2 separate regions of the Homo sapiens genome follow, and region 1 is linked to region 2. Evidence: read pairs that join two places in POLR2A ChIA-PET (ENCODE). Cell type or tissue: A673. All regions are shown on one strand.

What was found. Peaks named below come from ENCODE experiments on the same cell type or tissue, not always from the same donor. Only the 100,000 strongest peaks of a DNase experiment are listed, where the experiment ranks them.
Region 1: POLR2A ChIA-PET joins it to region 2 with 7 read pairs; 5 of 35 experiments call an interaction of 5 or more read pairs at or near these places.

The regions. Positions count from the first base shown.
Region 1 is chr16:57,846,022-57,848,521 of GRCh38, forward strand. It overlaps a transcript of KIFC3 not described here. Among named protein-coding and RNA genes, the nearest start is that of KIFC3, 45 kb to the left of the region's middle. RefSeq lists enhancers at 1-625, 626-1,507. In A673, no CTCF peak of the experiment used is centred here; DNase peaks (open chromatin) are centred at 590, 1,130 and 1,541; H3K4me3 peaks cover 1,079 bases; H3K27ac peaks cover 2,370 bases.
Region 2 is chr16:58,010,044-58,012,543 of GRCh38, forward strand. USB1 (U6 snRNA biogenesis phosphodiesterase 1) reads left to right here. Exons shown (of 7, transcript NM_024598.4): 3 at 1-69. Among named protein-coding and RNA genes, the nearest start is that of USB1, 9.9 kb to the left of the region's middle. RefSeq lists an enhancer at 2,168-2,500. In A673, no CTCF peak of the experiment used is centred here; a DNase peak (open chromatin) is centred at 1,118; H3K27ac peaks cover 368 bases.

The sequences.
Region 1 (2,500 bases), 160 kb before region 2:
ATTTGACTTCCCTGCCCCTCAGGAGATGAGATGAGGGAAGAGTAGACAAGGTGAGGGGCCTGGAGACCCAACCCTTTCATGCCAAGACACTTATAAGCCTGTGCCCACTCCCTCCCCACCAGAGCAGGAAGAGGCTGGACCTCCAGGGGCTGGTGATGGCCTGGTGGAGGGAGAACTCCACCCCTCTCCCTGGGTGGGGCTGGGCAGTAGAGGACCACACCCCTGGGTCCTTTGCTGCCCAGAGAGCACTATGGGGCTCCTGGTTCCAGACCTAAAGCCAGGCCGGGAGAAGCAGACAAAGCCATGAGATACACATCTTTTCCCTACCTGTGGCCTCCCGGCTGCCTCCAACCTGGACACAGGGCTTTGCAGTCTTTCTAAATGAGAATCCTGATGGCTGAAGAAGGCGGATGGTGGAGGGTGACCTAACAGAAGAGGGCTTGCGGCAGACACTGGAATGCGATGTTCTGCTGGGAAACCCAGCCACCTGGGCGGAGATGCCTGGAAGGCGCTGTTCAGCCCAGCAGGTGCAAATTCTCATGTCAAACCCTTTAAGGAAGCTGCTCGCAGACAGCCCATCCTCCCTCCTTTCTCCCCCACTCCATCTGGTTGTTAACGAGAATGAGAAAAGCAGATTAGAAGTGTCACCCCTGCAGCTGGTTCAAGGCTGTACAACCGATCCACTTTCGTTTCATTCTGATAGGTACAATTTCTTTCCCAAACAAACACTCACGTATTGGGTTTTGAGAAACCTTCTACTTATATGAATTTCATGAGCTTGACTGTGACCTGGGATAAGTCTTTATGAGCAAAACAAAGAAATGACCTATAAAAAGAAGTGTGTTTTCCTTTGTGATTCTGTGGCATAAGAAATATATTTAGGCCTGGTGCAGTGGCCCAAGCCTGTAATCCCAACACTTCAGGAGGCCAAGGTGGGCAGACCACTTGAGGCCAGGATTTCGAGACCAGCCTAGCCAACAAGGTGAAACCCCATCTCTACTAAAAATGCAAAAATTAGCCACGTGTGCTGGCGAACACCTGTAATCTCAGCTACTCTGGGGGCTGAGGCATGAGAATCTCTTGAACACGGGAGGCGGGGGTTACAGTGAGCCAGATGGCACCACTGCATTCCAGCCTGAGGTGACAGAGCAATGAATCTGTGAAGGAAGGAGGGAAGGAAGGAAGGAAGGAAGGAAGGAAGGAAGGAAGGAAGGAAGGAAGGAAGGAAGGAAGGAAGGAAGGAAGGAAGGGAAGGGAGGGAGGGAGAGAGGGCGGGGAGGGAGGGAGGGAGGGAGAGGTGGCTCACACCTGTAATCCCAGCACTTTGGGAGGCTGAGGTGGAAGGCTTGCTTGAGCCCAGGAGTTCGAGACCAGCCTGGGCAACACAGTAAAAATCCTGTGTCTATAAACAATAAAAAGTAATTTTGAAAAAATTGTAGGACATGCAGCTGGTGTCACAGAGAATTTATTGGTGTGGGGAAGAAACAACACACATTTGGTGTTAGGAGTGTTCCATGGATAGAAAAAGATTAGAGATTCCACAAATTGATTCTGTCAATTTGTGGAATTGACACAAACACACAGGGCTGCCCAATTTTCTGTTATAAGCAGGGGAGGGGAGTCCTGAAAGAGATTTGCAGATGATATAAATGCGTAAGAGAACATTGAGACTTTTCTTTCCCTTTGGCCTTATTGTTCAAGAATATATTTTTAGATTAAGTCCAGATGCCAGATGAATTTGTGTGTGTGTGTGTGTGTGTGTGTGTGTGTGTGTGTGTGTGTGAGACCGAGTCTCACTCTGTTGCCCAGGCTGGAATGCAGTGGCACAATCTCAGCTCGCTGCAACCTCTGCCTCCGAGATTCAAGCAATTCTTGTGCCTCAGCCTCCCAAGTAGCTGGGGACACAGGCGCACCCCACCACATCTGGCTAATTTTTGTATTTTTGATAGAGATGGGGTTTCACCATGTTGGCCAGGTGTGTCTTGAAATCCTGACCTCAAGTGATCCACCTGCCGCAGCCTTCTAAAGTACTGGCATTACAGGCGTGGGCCACCATGCTTGGCCTGGATGCCAGAAGAGTTATTTGCAAAACAATTTTTAAATACTTTTAAATACTTTGTAAAGAAGCCAAAGTTTTATTGTTGTTATTTTCTGTCTAATGCCTTGAAGTTGCCATACATTTTGGAGATTCTATTAAAGCTATAAGCTCGTTTTGTTCAGATGAACATTCATTTGTTTTTATGATCAAGCAAACAGAGAGTGGTTTAACTGGCTTAAGAAGGACCACACAGAAAGCCGAAATTCAGGACCAGCATTGAGATGCCAGCATGGAGGCCCCGTGTGGTGGCTCATCCCAGAACTTTGGGAGGCCGAGGCAGGAGGATTGCTTGAGGTCAGGAGTTCCAGACCAGCCTGCACAGCATAGCCAGATCCCATCTCTACAAAAAATTCTAAAAATTAGCTGGGCGTTGTGGTGCATGCCTGTAGTCCTAGCTATTGG
Region 2 (2,500 bases):
GGTTCTGCGCCACCACTGGATCCTCCCCTTCGTGCAGGCTCTGAAAGCCCGTATGACCTCCTTCCACAGGTGAGTGCTTCTTCCCTCTGCCTCTCCACTCCCTCCCCTCCATGGCTTCTCCTCCTCTCCTGAGCTACTGCGGGCATTACCCCAGCAGGCAGGCAGACCTAAAGATAGAACACGGCCCCTCTCCTGGGGCTGCCTGCTCTACTTCTCATCCTCCGTGACCTTGGGCATGCCGTGGAAGCTCTTGACACCCCTGATGCCGTATCTGCTCTGTAGGAAAAGCCAGCTGTTTTTCTGTAAGCTCTTGCTCAGTACTTCCAGCACTTCTGTGACCAGATGTGTTGAGTTTTTTTCCACACCAACAAATTATCCAACTCTCCAGACACCCACTGGGTGTCCTATAATCGAACTCAATTCTGACACTAATAACCCAGGGTTAGTGCAGACTTCATAGGTTAAGGACTCAGTCCCACAAGACTGCGCTCCTTGTCAGACACCATCTGCAGTGTTGAGCTCTCAGGTTACCCACAACATCTGTCTGATTTCACTACAAATCAGAGGTTCTGTGGACCCTCTCCTCAGGTTTGATCATTTGCTAGAATGGCTCACAGAATTCAGGCAAACAGTCCACTTACTAGGGCGCCAGTTTATTACAAAGGATATGTTACAGGATACACATGAACAGCCAGATGAAGAGATAGGTAGGGTGAGGTCTGGAAGGGTCCCGAGCATGGGAGCTTCTGACCCTGTGGAGTTGGGAGTGAGCCACCCTCCCAGCACATGGGTGCGTTCTTAATCACCAAGGGAAGCTCCTCAAACCCTGTAGTTCCAAATTTTTACGGAGGCTTCATCACATAGGCATGATGGATTATTAACTCAGTCTCTAGCTTCCCTCCCATACCGGGAGGGTAGGGGGTGGGGCTGAAAGTTCCCAGCTTCTAATCATGCCTTGCTCTTTCTGTGATCAGCCCCCATCCAGGACCTCATTGCCTCATTGGAACCAAAGATGCCCCTGTCACCCAGGAAATTCCAAAGGATTTAGGAGCTCTGCGTCAGGAGCCAGGATCACAGACCAGATAATAGAACAAAAGATGCTCCTAGCACCCCTGCTGCTTAGGAAATGACACAGGTTTTAGGATCTCTGTGTCAGGAACTGGAGGCTGAGACCAACACATATGTTATCATTTCACAGTGATAGGTCAAACAGGTCATGGTAATGGTGGGAGCTACCTCACTGGGGGCCTATGGGGGTGAAAGGAGATCATGGGTGCCCTCAGCACACCACTTGGGTGAAGGGTTAGTACCAGACCCCACTTCTGGTTTTGTCTGCCAGCCTGGGGCTTTTTTTTTCCCCTTACCTATTAGATTATTTCATAACTCTTTTCCTACCAGAAATGCATCTCCTGCTAGACTGGTCCAGATCAAAACCCTGCTCTTTCACTGAGGCTCTCCCGGTTGGCATATCCTGCAGAATCCCTCCGTCCAGAGATCAGTCGGTCCTGTGGTTGTTTCACAGGTGACTCCTCTGTCCAGAGATCAGTCGGTCCTGTGGTTGTTTCACAGGTGACACCTCCGTCCAGAGATCAGTTGGCCCTGTGGTTGTTTCACAGGTGACCCCTCCATCCAGAGATCAGTTGGTCCTGTGGTTCTTTACCCCTGGTGGTCATTTCACTCACCCTCATATGCAGTCGTTCCTGTGTCCATCTTCCTTCCTGGAGCCCACATTCCTCCAGGCCAGGACTGTGGCTTCTCTCTGAATTGCCCCACAGCTTTTTTCCAAGTGCTCTGCTCACAGTAGACATCAAATAGATGCTTGTTGAGTCATGGTGCGGGAATGAGGGAGCCTAGAGAATATCTTTCTGGATCCTCTACTGTTGATACTAGAAGGAGCCTAAGAAGCCACCCGGCTGATGGTTTTCTGACCCTGCCTTTATCAGCAGAGCCTTTTTTCAAATGAGGTGTTGCACAAAAGCCTGATGTGTGGCTGTGTAAAACAGAAATAAACAGTCTTCTAGCCAAAGCCCCATTCCCACAGTTCAGGGGGCCATAGGCCCAGGAATTCCATAGGATGTCACTGCCCAACTAGGAAACTGCTCAGTTAGCTGAACCCCTTCTGAGGGCCAGAGGAGGACAGGATTTGTCCCAATCCAGACACTCGGCCAGGGAATAAGGGCTGAAACTCATCTCTCAACCTAGTCCAGCCCTCCCCCTCTTTGGATTGTCATTATCAAGTTGATTGATTGTATATTATCAGGACTCTCTTAACCACAGGTGCCAGAAGCCCATGCCAGAAGCCCAACCCAAAGTGGCTTAAACCAAAGAGAAATTTATAGGCTGGTATAACTAAAAGATTCAGAGGTAGCACTGGCTCATGCATGAGTGGACCGGGGTGACAAGATATCAGATGGCACCTGACTGTCACCACCACAGGCAGACTGTTCACCATCTCAGCTCTGTCCCCTTCCTTTGTCACAATGACGAAGCCACCGCATCT